2 separate regions of the Homo sapiens genome follow, and region 2 is linked to region 1. The links are chromatin loops, found by intact Hi-C in ENCODE. Cell type or tissue: IMR-90. All regions are shown on one strand. Links, peaks and the distances in the headings refer to the core of each region. The heading gives the core; the rest is flanking DNA.

Region 1 (8,344 bases), core at 118-8,117:
TTGTCAGCATATGTTATAAAGCCACACAGGCACTCTTTATATAACTGGAAAATACTGATCCCAATTAGTGACAGATGAAAGACCAAGAGGGAAAGGCTGTGTTGCTTTATTCAAAGGAACTTAAGGGGTTCATGCAAAGGTGTAGGGGTGGGGTGGAGAGGAAGAGGGAAAGAGAGGCAGAGAATAGAAAAGGAGCAGATTGTGGGTGATGGAATAACATTTTGGAACCAAGGAAACGGGGATTTAGCATCATAGGTGCCAGTTATCTGTCTTCTTGACTCCTAGCATTCTTCAAGGTAATAACCTTTCCAGGCCAACTGGTCTTATGCATTAGCTCTTTGGAAGACAAACATTCTTGGGCTTTCTGAAATGCCAGTGATTGGAGCTGACCTCCCCAGGAGCAGGAGCTCAGCCTTTGTGTCATGCTGAGCCCCCAGGTGGGTTGGTGAGCTGTGATGCATGCACAGTTGGGGAAGGAGGCCCTAACTCCTGAGCTTGGCAGCCATTTGTGAACTCAGCAGCTTGTAATCCTTCCTGCCTTTGGAAGTGACTCACCTACACATCGGGAGAGCATGTTAGGCGAGCCTGGCCTCTTCTCCGAGAATAAATATTTGACCTGTTGATGTTCTCCAGGCGTCTTCCTAATTAGGAAACTCAGACAGATCTCTAAGAACAAAACCAAACATGGCTTCCCATTGCAGGGCAAAGCCCCTTTCACTTGTGTTAAATACCAAAGCCTGCAGCATACAGATTGTTGGTGTCTCAAAGGCATCTTTTAGGCTCATCTCCTGTGAAAAAATGTAACAGTGGCATTTTCATTTGCTTCCACTGGGAAAAGAGAACTTCCCGTATCAAGACCAAATGTTTATCGGGTAAAAAGTTTCCTTTGTTTACCATTCTTTGGACAATGTCTGCCTGTAGTTGTAGATGCTTGCAGGACAGACAAATATATCTTTTCAGGTGGTGAGGTAGCTGACCTCTAAATTAATTGACCCATGAGGGATGATGCTTTTTTCTAACACTTTGCATGCCTGGGGGTGCTGTAAAAATAGCCTCTTGTTCACGCTGAAGCTCCCTGGAAGGTTTTTAAATTGAGTGAACTGAAGAATTTACAATAGTTAGGTCATGGAGGGGGTTTTTTAATTGTATGATGTAGCTGAGAAGATATCTGTAAGAGGAACTCAGACATCTGAATCACAGACTAAATGGGACACTCAATGTGCTCATCTTGTCATGTGTGGTTTGGGGTTCAGACTCCTCTACTTCAAGTTACTGTTCTTTAGCCAGCAGTTTCCTCTGGATGAAAACCAGCCTTCCCCCCACTCTCCCTGTCATGTCAACAGGAAGATATTTTACATTAAGAAAAGATTCCTGGGAAATGAAGAAAGAGAGCTGGGAGTTGGGCTGAAAAACTGCAAACGGTTCTTGAATCAAGTGATTTTTGTCTTTCTGTCTGGTTGGCAAGGTGACTTCACCCACATCCCACTCACACATTCATCCGAGAGTAAGTCCAAGCTAAGGATACAAAAGGCAGTCTGTGGCAACACGTTCCATAGAACAGCTACGATGAACATTAAACATGTTTAATTATCAGCCCAGATGTATATCCTGTGTGTTGGATAGCGCAAATCTAGCAGAGGAGGGATGAGAAACAGGCTCTTCTCCATGGTTAATAATGTCATATCTATCTTTGGGTAGCATCTGATTACAACCGTGTCTATTATTTAAAAGGTTCTTTAAAAAAACATGACCACAGGGGAAAATGGAGTGGCTGTTCTCTTCCTGCCGTCTGCAGATTATGTTTTAATCATGCCGCATCTAAAGATGCAGCGTTTTCTCATGAAATTTGTCAAAACTAATAAGGCGATTTTCTAACCTATGGTAACCCCACTTAAGTAATTTATGTAATTACTTAGGACAACCCAGGCCTGCTCTAGGTTTTTAGGCCATGTTATTCTTTTTCTTTATTCCCTTCAAGACCTACTTGGGATGAACCAATACCCCTAGGTTAAGCACTTCCACTCGAATCTTGTAAATGTATGTGCAGCTGCATTTTCAAGGGATGAAAACATTGCTGTTTAGACGTTAGGTTCATTTATATAGAAGGAGATTTTAATGAGAACAGCTTAGAGGGCATGATACTTTTAGGGTCTGGGGAGAGAGTTAAATGAGAGAGAAGCAAGACCTCCTTGAAGCTGCCATAGTCCTAGAAATCTAGACTACTAAGCTGTGAAGGTATTTAGCCAAGCCTGGGGTGGTGGAGGGGCAGGGGGGCAGAGGGTTGTTGGGGGAGCTTGCAGGGAAGAAAGCATTCTTGTCAGACTGTACTCTGTGGAAGCCTGGGGCCCTACATGTTCCCTGAATGGGTAATGACTCATGGTGGCATACCAAAACTCAAAGCAAGGGTCAGCAAACTGTAGCCCGTTTTTGTAAATAAAGTTTCATTGGAACACAGCCATGTGATTTGTTTCATTATCATATGTGGCAGCTATTGCGTTACAGTGGCAGGACTGAGTAGTTGTAACAGAGACCATATGACCTCCAGAGTTAAAAAGATTTACTATCTGACCCTGAAAAGAAAGAGTTTGCTAACCCTTGAACTAAAAGGCTGGATTTTCAACTTATAGGCCACAATTTCCCAAGGGCATCCATTGATGGGCATCAGTGTAATGAATCTCCTGAAGTTATATGCAGAATATTTTATATGTGCACATGCCCACATAGGATTTTCTGGCGAGAGAGTGCATGGATTATAATAGGTTTTCCAACGTGTCTATGATCCTAAGATGAAGATCCTTAACTTGAAAGGATATGCAAATTTTACCCCAGTTTACACTCTTGACTTCTGCTTTCCCTTGTATTCTTTTTTTATCCTAAACTCTTTAGGATCCTGCTAAGTAATTGGTCTGAAAAATAAATTATATCTGAAGTCTAACAGGAAAGTATTTTATTCCATAAGAACAGTTTTATCTTAACCAGGGCCTTTCATGCTAGAACCTTAAGGTGTATGTTATAGGGACAGCATGAGAAACTAGATCACGGATGGGGTGGGAGAGGGGGCTGCATGGCCAGGAAACTGCTGGCTGGAGGGGTGTGGAAGTTTGCATCCTGCCTAAGGAGACAGTAAGGGCAGTTATCTTCCTGGACAAATAAGGACATAAAACCATAACAGTAGCTTCTTTTTAACAATGTGTAAGGCAATATGCTGAGCATGTTATATGAAATATCTGACTTCATGCTCAACATCCCAGCAAATGGATGTCTGTAATATTAGAACAGTGGCCAGCACAAAGTATGCACAATGTAATTGTTAGTGATTATCCTTTATCATCCTCAGCCTCACCATTCCCATTTATCATTTGAGGAAATTGAGGCTCAGACTTGTTCAAGATTTCCCAGCACCTAAATAACAAAGGAGGAACTGGAAGTTGGGTCTGTCAGTTTCAGAGAAACTGGAAGCCAAGTCTGTTCAATTCCAAAGTTTTCACCTTTTAAAAAACCCTATTCTGACCAACTCCACATACCCCAGTATGTGAGTCCTCTTTCAAAAGGCACCCAGAAAGGCTCCTGTGATAGTGGTGTTAAGAGACACATCTTCTCCCACATTTCCACCTTATCTCACTTCCTTGAGAACCTTACCTTGAGTATCTTGGTTCCAAACCAGTGGGTCTCAAGCCTCGCTGTCCATCAATGTCACCTCGGACAGATTCTCAGTTACCATGCCAGGACCTTCTGCATCAAAACCTCTGGGGGCGGGCCCTGGAAATCTGTGTATTTCATAAACCTCAGTGGGTAGTTATGTTCTGGCCAGCCAAGCATTGGTCCATCAGCTGCCACTTGGACATCCCTATTCTAGATGCCACCTAGACTCTGGCCATGTAAGGCCATGGGGGTGAGGGTGGGAGTGTGTAACTGCTGCTAAGAGCTGACTGCTTGAACCAAGGTGACTCACCCCCCTTTTGGAAACAGGCAAGATGTTCCCTCTTTGCAGTTGGGTCCTCCTGTCCAAACAGAGCCAGCAGTCTGTGGGTGGTCCCAGGCATGCAGGAGGGCTCCCTTCTGGCAGAGCCAAGAAAGAACAGGCTGAGATGCAGTTGGTTCTTAGGAAAGGAATAGAGAAAGGTGGGGGTGGTTGGCCCAGAAACAGCAGGATTAGGAAGTCATTCGGAACTCCAACTGGAGCTGGAGGAGGAAGAATTTTTGTTTTTTCCTTTAGGCCTCATTTTAAGGTCTTTACTACATCTTCATTTAATTCATAAGAGCCATGGAAGTTTAGAACTGTCCTGAAAAAAAAAAAAAAAGAGAGAAAGTAAAGAAACGCACATTATAACAAATTATAGCCCTGTAGTTTAAATCCTCGCAGGTCTAAATTACGTACTGACTGAAAAAATGAGAGGAGAAGTCCACGGGGTTGGAAATGGCTGTGGAACACAGCAGGCGAGCTTGCCAGATTCTCCATGAGAAATCTGCACCCCTCTCAAAACAATTAGAGCAAGTTGCTCTGTGTGTGCGTGTTTGTGTATGTACGTATTTGCTAGTCTGCACTGGTCTTTTGCGGGGGTCGGAGCAATTAACCTTGTTTTTCCTTTTAGCTAGAGGTCTGGAAAGAACTTGCAGCATTTAAAATTTGGAAAGTACACAGGGAACAGACGTATTTATGTTAAACTCGATATTTGAGAGTCTTCTTTCCTCCGAAGCAACATGAGTAACTACCAGTGGGAACTGACTACTTTGAGTCATGCATGTAGATTTCTGTCTGGCTTTTCCTGGTGAGCTGATGTCCTTGGAATCTCAGGGGTATATGAAAATGTCATTCCTAGCGTTTTGCTAAAGCGCTCTTCCCCTGCGTTAACTCATGCAGTGGGGGATGTCATCAGTGAAGTGTAAATTGCCCATAATATCTCGGCTAATTAAATTATTAGACAAGTAAGATCCTTTCACAGTCTAACTTCTCTAAATTATTTGCTGCTCAAACCCATCCAGATAGAAAGTTTGGATTGGGATGCAATCTCATGTTCTATTAGTATATGGATTTAAGAAGAGATGGCGGATGGAGTCAGCCTAATTAAAATGAAAATCTCATTAGGTGAGGAGAAAGAGAGAAATTCAGTGTCACACTTGTACTACATTAACAATCACTTCTCTCCCAACCATCTTCCTTTGGCTGAATTGTTCTTATTTAGAGACCAAGACACAAGCTCAGTTGGCTTGCTGGCTTCTCTGCCCCCTTGGGGAAGGGGGACCAAACTAGAAGCTTGACTCTTCCATAGAGAGTATTAGAAAATTCCAGGGAGAACTGGCTTCAGAGCTGGTGGCTGTGTTAATTATAGCCCAGGGCCTGGAGGGACCTCATTGCCTGGCCACTCATCATCATATTCATTTTTCCTCAAGAATAAAAATATTTCTGTTTTTAACAGCAGGCAGGTACAGAAGTGGGGCTGGGCCAGGCTTAAGGGGAGCGACTGAGCTCCAGCCTCTGACCTGAATCATTAGAACTGTCTTTAGGATGGGTAAATAATGGAAGTGGCCCTAGGCCCTTATTTTTATCCAACAGCTTTATTGAGATATTATATATTTCACGTACCATACAGCTCACCCATATAAAGTATACAACTCAACGTTTTTTGGTGTATTCCCGTGGTTGTTCAACTGTCACCATTAACTCCAGAACATTTTTATCACCCAGTGACTAGCATTCACAGCCAGGCACAGTGGCTTATGCCTGTGATCGCAGCACTTTGGGAGGCCGAGGTGGGAGGATCACCCAAGGTCAGGAGTTTGAGACCAGCCTGACTAATGGTGAAACCCCCTCTCTACTAAAAATACAAAAATTAGCCAGGTGTGGTGGCAGGTGCCTGTAATCCCAGCTACTCAGGAGGCTGAGGCAGGAGAATTGCTTGAATCTGGGAGCCAGAGGTTGCCGTGAGCCAAGATGGCACCACTGCACTCCAGCCTGGGTGACAGAGCAAGACTCCAACTCAAAGAAAAAAAAAAAGATTAGCATTCACTTTTCCCTCCACCTCTCCGTCCCTGAGCCCTAGGCAGTCCCCAATCTACTTTCTTTCTCTATGGATTTGCCTATTCTGGACATTTTGTATAAATTGAATCATACAATATTCAGTCTTTTGTGACTGGCTTCTTTCATTTAGCATAGTTTTCAAGGTTCAACCAAGTTGGAGCCTGTATCAATATGTCATTCCTTTTTATTGCTGAATAATATTTCATTGGATGGATATACCACACTTTGTTTATTCAAGTGTTGGTGGGCATTTGGGTTGTTTCTGCTTTTCAGCTATGATGAATAATGCTGCCATAAATATTCATATATAGGTTTTTGCATAAACATATGTTTTCTTTTCTCTTGGATATATTTCCTGGAGTAAAATTCCTGGGTCATATAGTAACTCCATTTATAACATCCTGGGGTCAAACTGTTCCAAAGTGGCTGTACCATTTTACATTCCCATCTGCAATGTGTGAAGGTTGCCAGTTCTCTGTATCGTCACTAATCCTTGTTATGGTCTGTCTTTTGATTATAACCATCCTAATGGTTGTGAAGTCACATCTCACTGTGGTTTTGATTTGTATTTCCCTGATGGCTAATGATATTGAGCATCTTTTTATGTACTTATTGGCCATTATATATCTTATTTTTCTGAGAAATGTCTGTTCAGATTCTTTGTCCATTTTTGAGTCATTTATCTTTTTATTGTTTTAAAGTTTTTTTGTATATTCTACATTCAAATCCTATATGAGATATATGCTTTGCAAATATTTTATCCCCTTCTATGGATTATCTTCTCACTTTCTTGATGGTATCCTTTGAAGGACAGATGTTTTTAATCATTATGAAGCCCAAGTGATCTATATTTTTTTGTCACTTGTGATTTAGGGTCATATCTAAGGAACCATTGGCTATCCCAAGGTTATATAGATTTACTCCTTTATTTTCTTCTAGAAATTTTACAGTTTTAGCTCTTATATTTAGGTCTGTAATCCATTTTGAGTTAATTTTTATGTATGGTGTGAGAAAGGGGTTCAACTTCTTTATTTTGCATGTGGATGTCCAGTTGTCTCAAAACCATTTATTGAAAAGATTATTATTTCTGCCATTTAATTATCTAGATACTTTTTCCAAAAATCAATGGACAACAGATACATGGGTTCATTTCTGGTCTCTCATTTATATTCCATTGATCCGTATGTCTGTCCTTATTTCAGTGCCACACTGTCTGTATTATTATAGGTTTGTAGTAAGTTTTGAAATAGAGAAATGTGACTCTTCCTGTCTTGCTCTTCTATTTCAAGATTGTTTTGGCTACTCTGGGTCCCTTGAATGTCCATATGAATTTTGTCAATTTCGGCCAAAAAGAAATCGATTTGTATTTTCACCCATGCTCCAAATTTAAGATGATCCCAAATTTGTTTTCTGTAGGTGGGAACTCGGGTAGGTGGTTCAGAGAGAGCCTAAAGAAAATGGGACATGAAAGATGAGCAGCTGCCTTTTCTTGCTAAGGTTAATGCTTGCACATGCACACACATGTGTGCATACATATGCACACATACCTCTCAGCCTCCTTCATGCAGGTAGGTCCAAATTTTCCTTTACCTTCACTGTCACCTGAATGAGACTATGAGCACACAACCTGCTATTGTGCGTGTGTTGGGAGTAATATCATTGTTCCCATTTTACAGACCATATGAGTCTTAAGTGAGATGACGTAAATAGTTTATTACACTGTCTGGCATACAGTGAGCACTTGATACTTGTTTGCTGTTGCTGTTGTTATTGTTTTCATGAGTGGTATCAGTCTCAAGGAAGCAGCAAGTCCTTATACAAAATAGGGACTTCAGTAGATAGTCTTTCTTTATATGACATAGGAAATCCTTCTCTTTGCCTGCTCTTGAATTTCCTCTTAAGCTCAGACATTAAGAAATCTAGAGCAAACATCTCAAATTTTAGAGTATAAGAATAACTTGGGGAACTTATTAAAATGAAGATGCCGGAGTGGGGCATGAGATCCTATATCTCTAACAAGCTGCTGGGTGATGCCAGTCTGAGCAGTAAGGTGGCAGATGTCCTGGCGGCCCACCAAGGTAAGATGTGTTCCAGGTGGTCTCTGCCACTGGGGCAGAATGGAGACCAGGAGGAAAGACTTGAGTCAAGTGAAGGTGAGAAAGCAACACCTTGAGACTTGGATTATCCAGTTTGTTGTGACTGAGATAGTTTTCCTTTTGCCATCCTGCATTTTTTGATAAGCATTGCCTGAGCCAAGGGTCTCCAAACTCTTTAAATTGCACTCTCTCTCTCTCAGTAGAAAATATTTGAACATAGGCTACCAAT
Region 2 (8,344 bases), core at 151-8,150, 50 kb after region 1:
CTGTACAAGGAGAATCTGAGTGCTCGTAGTGCTTTTTTAAAAAGAAGTGTTTTGAGGCCGGGCATGGTGGCTCATGCCTGTAATCCCACCACTTTGGGAGGCTGAGGCGGGTGGATCACGAGGTCAGGAGATAGAGACCATCCTGGCTAAGACGGTGAAACCCTGTCTCTACTGAAAATGCAAAAAATTAGCCGGGCCTGGTGGCAGGTGCCTGTAGTCCCAGCTACTCAGGAGGCTGAAGCAGGAGAATGGTGTATTCCTGGGAGGAGGAGCGTGCAGTGAGCCTAGATCAGGCCACTGCACTCCAGCCTGGGCAACAGAGTGAGACTCCATCTCAAAAACAAACAAACAAAAAAGAAGTATTTGGAGTTGTGATCTACTCTTTCTCATTACATAAAGGGAGAATAAAAATGACCTCTTGTCAGCAACCTTAATCCCCGTTACCCTAATGTTTATCTCGCCATCTTTTGATATTTTATTACTTATCCTACCTTCTGAGGAGTAAAGTAGTAAAATGTGTTTTAGAAGGACCCCGTTGAGGTATTAATTGCCTCATTAGGAGAAAGCTGGTTCTTATACCAGTAACTTCTGGCACCAGGATTCACGAAATAAAAGTGTCCATTTGCTAATTTCCAGTTCAGCTATAGGCTAAATCCCATTACAACAAATCCTAACACAATAGAATCTTTACATGACAACAGGGTTTCCAAATCTCAGCCAAACAATGGTCTGCTCATTGCAGGCAACAATATCTTATGCCTAGATATGCATCAGAAGTTTTTCATAATGGAATTTGACCTGCAGTTATATTTGGAATCAGAAATTATGCTTTGAGAATGGTGATTCTGCACATGAATGCAAGGAGTAAAAGGACTTGAGTTTCTCTGAAATATGCTTTCAGTGAACCGGAGGAGCCCTATAATAACATGGTGAATCCTTGTAAGTATATAAGAGATTAGTAAAAGCCACTCATCAAAATGTGATCAATGGCTCAGGCTCCTATAATAAATGGTAGCTGCCAATCTCTTCTCCTGGCACCAAAGTTGCATTTTGGAAATATCTGTTGAATGAAGAAGAGACTAAAAACAACTTTGACTTGCGTTTCCATAGTTTCTGAATGGAAAAGTTCCACAGAATAGATTTGACTTTCCAAGGAGGCTGGATTTTAATCAGCATTGCAAACAAGCCCAATCTTTTATTAGTCTACTGTCAAAGGTTCTGAGAGTCCCTTATCACCCTCCACTCTGCTCCAGAGGTGCACAGCTGATGGAGCAGGACTATTGTCATGAACTCAGGAGTTGGTTCTATGGAACTTGATCAAGGGACCATTTGTAAAGCTGCTTTCAGCCCTATAAGGACCTTAGGGATGACATGGGAGTCTGTAGAATGTGAAAATGGATCTCCTCCCACAGGACTTGGAAGAAATCAGTTGTGTCTGCTGTTATCACCTGTGCTGAGATCAGAAAAAAATGAACCCATTACCTTACCCATCATGTGTAAATAAAAATATTACTAGTAATAATAACAATAATAATAGCAGCAAATTCTTATATAGCACTTTTCATGTCCCAAGCATGGAATGAAGACTTTATACATTTTCAGGTACTTTATAGACCGGGATGCCATGAGAGTAGTTACTGTTTTTCTCATTTTACAAGTGAGGAAACTGAGGGACAGGGAGGGTAAGTGTTCTATCCAAGGTCTCGCAGCTATTAAGTACCAGAGCTGGAATTGAACCCAAGCAGTTTGATTCCAGAATTCATATACTGAGCCATTTTCCTTCAGGGCACCTCATTGGCAAAACCTCTATATTGTGAGAGGGTGTCTCTCGGTTAAGTTACTGATTATGCATGTGTAGTCAATAAATATTCATTGAGTACTCACCAGGGCCCAGGCACTGAAATTACAGTAGTGAAGAAAAGTAGACAGGGTGGCTTCCCTCTTTTATGATAAATGGTCATGTTGAGGAAGGCTAGGAAAGAATGAAACTTGGTTCCACGGGGACCTTGAACAAAGGAACCTGCTTTAGACCAGGAAGAAGCAACACCTGTGCTGAGGTCCATAGGCAGGACAGGGAAATGGAGGGAAAATGGCTTTCCACAGATGTGGAACGGCATATGCAAAGGCCAAAGGGCAGTGGCATCTGGACCTTTCAAGGAACTGTAGCACAGGTAGTGAGAGGATGAGGCTGCAGAGATTGGCAGACCATTGAGGGCTCCATAGGTCATGTCGAGAAGTCTTGTCTGACGAGCAGTGGAAAACCAGTGGAAAGCCTTAAGGAGGATAGTAGAATGAATAGATTGGGCTTTGAAAACTCTCTTGTATCTCAGCAGAATGGATGGGTCACCAGGGAGGGTACCGGGAAATCAGTTAGGAGGCTCCTCTGCTAGACCAGACGAAAGACGAAGGCGGCTGGCACTAGAACGGTGGCAGTGATGATGCACAGGATAGAGCTGAGAGCTATTCTGGGGATAAAGTACGAAGGAGTACTGTGTGCCATCTCCTTTGTTAGGTGGTAAAGAAACAATGACATAGACAGTTATCCTGTCCTCAAAGGTTTTATAGCAGTGATTCCAACCAGGGGCAATTTTGCCTCCACCGTGCCCACCCCCTACCCCACACCGGGGACATTTGGCAAATGTCTGGAGATACATTTGCTTGTTACAACTAGAGGGTGGTGGGGTGGACAGAGGGTTTCTGCTGGCATCTACTGGGTAGAGGCCAGGGAGGCTGCTAAACATCCTGTAACGCATAAGAGAGCCCCCTTCAACAAAGCATGTCCTGGCCCCAAAGGTTCATAGTGCACAGGCGGAGGTGCCATAGTTTATCCATTGGATAGCAAGGCAGAGGAGTAGACAGTGCAGTGTAGAGGGCATGCTGAGGTCAAGTGGCTTCTGGGAGCACGGGGCACTTAACCCTGCCTGGGTTGGGGCAGAAGGGGAGACTGGAGGCTTCTGCTCTTAGCATAGGTTTGAGAGGGCACTGCAAAACTACTGAACAATACTTGAGTTCTGTTTAATGCAGATTAAGTTAGGTTCTGAGGTCTAAGGGTTCAAATCCATGCACTGTCTCCACTAGCTCTGTGATCTTTGATCTCACTGTGCCTCGGTTTCTTCCTCTCTATATTGGTTCTCCTTCATAACACATGTAGAAATGTGGGGAGATGAACGTAGATACTCCTCATGAAGGCTTGAGCACATGGCACCTTGCATATGGTAATCACTCAATGAATGCCCATGATAAACACCATTTTCCTCAGTTGCCTGGTTTACCTCATTTTTATTTTCTCCAAATTCTCCTGAATAAGTGGAGGACATGAAACTGCTTGGCTACAGCACCTTCACAAAACCAGTTCTTAAACCTCTTTTGCCGAGTTCCCTGCCAACTGCGAGAAGCCCCTTTCCTGCTCATACCAGGAAAAGTGAAAGAGAAGAAAAAGTGCAATTCCTGTTGATTTAATTCCTGTATTCAGATTTTTTATGGGAACATCTGATGGAAAAGTTGAGACTTTGCAATGGGATGCATGGCCTTTACTCAGAGTTGAGCAATAAATGTGCTCCCTAATGCGAGAGTGGGCTAATCTGTGGAGCAAAATAGTCCAGTTACAGAATGGCTGTCCAGCATATTTAATCATCGTGTAGGAATTGGCTCAGAAGTTCTTGAGAATTTGAGGCATCCCAGTCTGTTAATGTGCTAAAGCCAGTTGCATTTATGCAATCGTGTTTACTGAAAAACAAGGCCAATTCTTTATAACTCCCCAAAGATCTTACTGCATTTAAATCTTTTACATTTGATTTATTTATACAAAAGGGATTTTTCTTTTCTTTTTTTTGGGGGGGTGGGGGGTGAATTTCCACTGTCCCCTTCAATATTGGGCCCACCATTTGAAAATGATGTTAAGACTGAGACGTAATCTTCTGACCTCAAGAAAAAAAAAATGTTGGACGAGGTTGGCAAACGGTATTACTGTGAATCTGCTGCTTGCTACCAGTGAAAGAGGAGTTGGCTGGGCTTGCCTTCCAAGGTGGAGAAGGTATTCAGTTTTCTTCTAGCAAATCAGAAAACATATCCATCTCAGTGGTGTAGCTACTGTACACTAGATCATGGGTTGGCAAACTGTGGCCCATGGGCCAAATCTGGCCCTCAGCCTATTATTGTAAAAATGAGTCTCTGAAACACAGCCATGCTTAGTCATTTGTGTGTCATCCATGCCTGCTTCCGTGGCAAAGTTGAGTGGTTGCAACAGAGACCACACGGCCCTAAAAGCCCAACATGCTTTTCCTTTTTGGCCTTGCAGAAAAAGTTTGCCAATCCCTGCTCCAGAAGACTGCTTCTCATACTCTAACGTGCCCAAGAATCACCTGCAGACCCTCATTCAGTAGGGCTGAGGATCTGCATTTCTAAATGCTCCCAGGCAGTGCCAATTCTGATGGTTCCCTGGACCACACTTTGAGTAGCAAGATTCTAGAAATTCACTAGGTCGATGGGATATTTTTCTTACAGGAGGCAAATGGGTGGTGGTTGAGAGCACTGGGTTCAAGTCCCATTCCTGTCATCGTGGCAGGTTACCTAACGTCCCTAAGCTTTGCATTGCTGCTGTATAAAACAAAGAGGTGCTGTCTACAAAGTGCTTAGCACAGGGCGTGGCCTGCAGCATGGATTTCGTACTTGTTGGCAGCTGATAGACTGGGCCTACCCTGAGACATGTTACATTACCACATATTAATCAGCCCCAATCCCTACTGTGGCCTTCACACCAGCCCTTGGAGGCTACCTTACAAGCAGAGGTTTTTATGAGTTTTCTGAGCCCCTGGAGGGCAGTTTTTCTTTAAAGGAAAGATTATTTACAGGTGGCTTTGGTTTTAAAAATTAACATTCAATTAATTAACCAATTCTTCCTAAAGTTCAACATTCAGTCTTACTATTCTATCACATTTATAAATCTTCAGTCTGCGTTTACAAACATAAGTAACTCTTTATATTTTGAGATGCATTCATAAACACAAAGCAATTGGTTTCTTTTTAAATCATCTGGCTTGGCTTCTTCCTTCCCCAAGGAAAACATCTTTTCCTGTCTCTTTTAATAATTATTATAATTCTCATAAATCAAACTTATAAATGTGGTGAACATTGACCTAAATATCCTAAAACTATATGTAAATTTCATGAGATTTTTTTTAGTTTCAAATAAGCCTGTACTCCTTACTCAAGTAAACTGGAATAACAAGATGTTTTAAATTGAAATAACAAAAACAACCGGTAATTTGGATGGGCCAAATTCTCTTAAATGTTAAAGTGATTAAGTGCAAAATATTTATAGATTTCATAACACAAACAATATAAAGTTTTGTAATAGGCTTCCCTTAGACATGTCTGTACCTCATTGTAAATCTTTCTGAGGTCAAAAGGTGCTTATTCACTAAGGAAACACTTGTCTTCTAAGGATACCTCGTCAGCTGGTTGAGATTGCACGATGATTGAAAACTTCAGGTGCAACGCAAACTGGATTCTTGTCCTTAATGCTGTTGGGATACCCTGAGTCCTATTTATATTTACTATGTCGTTGACTTCATAAATTAATAAAGTGAGTGGTCAGATAGATAGCCTGTGACCCTTAGATTTAAGCTAGATGTTATAGAAGTCTGGAGCACTCCAGGCTACTCTGTATTTCCTGCATGGGGTTTGCATTTCTTTGTCTCTTAAAGTATCTAAATGTCATGCCAGCTAACTTTAATGACCTTTGAGATTGTTGGAAAATGGCACCTTTTCAAAAACTTTCTCTCTTAGGGCCACACATTTTCTAGATATTATTTCTAGATATTAAAGTGAGAGCCTGTTTAACTTTGGATATCTTGACTCACATGTTGTCACAGCTTCTAAGATTTTTTCTGCCAGTGGGGTTGATTCCCAGTGGGGTTGTTAAACTCCTGTGGTGTTGAAGGCTATCACAACAGTTCAATATTATTCATGTGGTGTCTTTGTCTAACCTAATTATATAGTGGAAAAGTATTCTAGTTACAGTTGTTTGAAACTGTCTAGATTGTGCTATCTAATTCTTTCATTTTAAAGAAGACAAAAGACAGATGTTCACTGTTCAAGTTCAAAGTCAGGCGGAAAAGACCTAAGATATGCCCAGGTTTGTGTTAGATGAAGTGGTTGAGTCTTGGCTTGGGAGACCAATGCTATCCACAACCTCCTCTTTTCATATCCTAATTTTCTATAGACAGTTGTCATAATTTCTATGACAGCAATGATGCAAGACAGTTATTTAAATTTTTGCCTATGTTTTATTATTTGGAAATGTGAGCGTGTCTTAGATTATATTGCCATAATTCATTTGAAAGATATTTGTGTAAAAGATACTATTACTCCAGTTTTGGCCATTTGAAAAATGCTTGGATTGGGTACCTGATTTAGATGTTACCACTGAAAACTGCTTTTCTGGAATTGAGTTGAACTTCAGGTGCACACTGTAACATTTATTCGTTTCTGTTACAAAAATGTACTTCACTGATATATAATCTTATGAGCTAAGGCTTTCCAAGGAAAGAGTACTTTGTATCTTGCCATTATATTTACCTAAGGAGGGCACATCTCTGCAACCAAAAGCAAACCCAATTTTGTGTGGAATTCACACTTAAGTATCTCTTGCCTAACAAAGCTTTCTCTGTTGGGTATGGATTTATTTTTTAGTTAAGAGTAAAAGAAAGTTTTTAGGCATTTATGTTTGGTGGTTCCAGAAGTTGAACCTGTCAATGTTGTTATGGGTAACAAATACAACCCTATTTCCTTGAAAGAATAAAGAAATGAAGCCATTACCTTCTGTTCATGGTTACGATTAAAACTGCTGTGGTGTGGTCAATCTCTTTATCTTTTTTTGCAACATGTTTATCCACAATTGACAATTTTAAACAATGAAAGATTCTTTCAAACGATATAGGCACAGTTGTGTTGCACGTGTTGTAAATTTTTGTAGAATGCCAAGACACTTGACTTTCTCCCTTTCTCAGGAATCCATCTACCTTGCATTTGAATTTCACACTACCCTACCTGAGTTCTTGCTTGGGCCTCAGTGTTGTTCTTGTTCTTGTTTTTATTGAAGCACTTGAGAATGAAATCAACCTTTAAAATTTTCATTAAGGTTCTAGATATAGTCATTGCTCCTCAGAGTATTTGAATGTTCTATAGTTCTGGGAGCTTTAAAAAATGATTGAAGTGCAGTTGAACAAAAATAAAGAGAGATGATTTAGTAAATCTTAAAAAGAGGTCAACCTTATCATTTTGACTTGAGTTCCAAATTCAAGCTCCCAAGTTAGCATTTGGTACTTAAAAGCACAATGGTGATAATTAGGATCTGACTCTAGTTCTTACAGACTAGTAACGACTTTCTGTTTAGCTAGAATCTTTTAGAATCCTCTCTGATCTACTTGCTCCTATCTGTCTTCTATGCCATGTCATCAATGCCATCATTATAGGTAATAATAGTAAATCTGTATTTCTCTGAGTAAGTTCCCATTCTGAGTGCAACTTTCCTAAGAACAGTGTCAGGGAGGGAAGACTTTCCCTCTACCCTCTGAGGGTTCAATAATTGAGTTTATGAAATAAACTGACAATAGGCAGATTAACAAGAATAAAGATATGCATGTGCATGAGGGCACCACGTGAAAGAAAAGTGAATATCCCAAACCCAGTGATATTTGAAAGCTTATATACCCTTTCCTTAGGGAAGAGGATAGGTGGTGGTGGGCGACGTAGGAGAGAGTAAGTGATTCTTGGGAAAGATGAGTAGGCCTTCCGAAGAACAGGCTGTGACAAAAATCTGTCTGGGTGTGGTATCACCTGGAGGTCTCTTCTCCTGTAAGCCAAAGTTCCCTGGTTGGTGAGATTCCCTGGGAGAGGATTTATGACAATTGACTCCCTTTTGCAGTATCTGTCTTCAGACAACTAAAGAGGAGCCCAGAGAAAGCCCCTTCTTATATCCACTGTCTCCCAAGTGCCCTCAGTTTGAAATCATCAGCATACCAAAGTGACATATTTGCGGTAGTATCTCCTGAACTCCTTCAGCAGTAACTGTTTCCTAGCTTAGTTTTATCCACTAATTTCATCTCTGTTCATTCAATGAATCAATAAATATTTGAGTACCTTCTATGTTCCAGGTGCTGGGCTGGATCTGGGGTTGAAGTGATGGATAAGTGTGGGCACTGCTACCATGTGGTTTTATATTCTGGAAGGGAAGACCAACATGGAACAGATAACCATGGGATCATTTAGCCACAGCTGTGATGAGCAAATACCATATGGTGCTTAGTACAATGACATTCACTTGCAGACCGTATGATTAAGA

Evidence for each region. Hi-C counts contacts between places; a loop is a spot of excess contacts. Peaks named below come from ENCODE experiments on the same cell type or tissue, not always from the same donor. Only the 100,000 strongest peaks of a DNase experiment are listed, where the experiment ranks them.
Region 2: a loop joins it to region 1, with 2.7 times the contacts of the local background. A loop is called at or near these places in 2 of 110 quality-filtered maps.

What each region holds. Positions count from the first base shown.
Region 1 is chr3:64,337,175-64,345,518 of GRCh38, reverse strand. No RefSeq gene overlaps it. Among named protein-coding and RNA genes, the nearest start is that of PRICKLE2-DT, 100 kb to the left of the region's middle. RefSeq lists an enhancer at 133-714. In IMR-90, for the core only: no CTCF peak of the experiment used is centred there; DNase peaks (open chromatin) are centred at 528, 1,228, 2,378 and 4,718; H3K4me3 peaks cover 509 bases; H3K27ac peaks cover 4,164 bases.
Region 2 is chr3:64,287,390-64,295,733 of GRCh38, reverse strand. No RefSeq gene overlaps it. Among named protein-coding and RNA genes, the nearest start is that of PRICKLE2, 66 kb to the right of the region's middle. In IMR-90, for the core only: no CTCF peak of the experiment used is centred there; a DNase peak (open chromatin) is centred at 4,213; H3K27ac peaks cover 709 bases.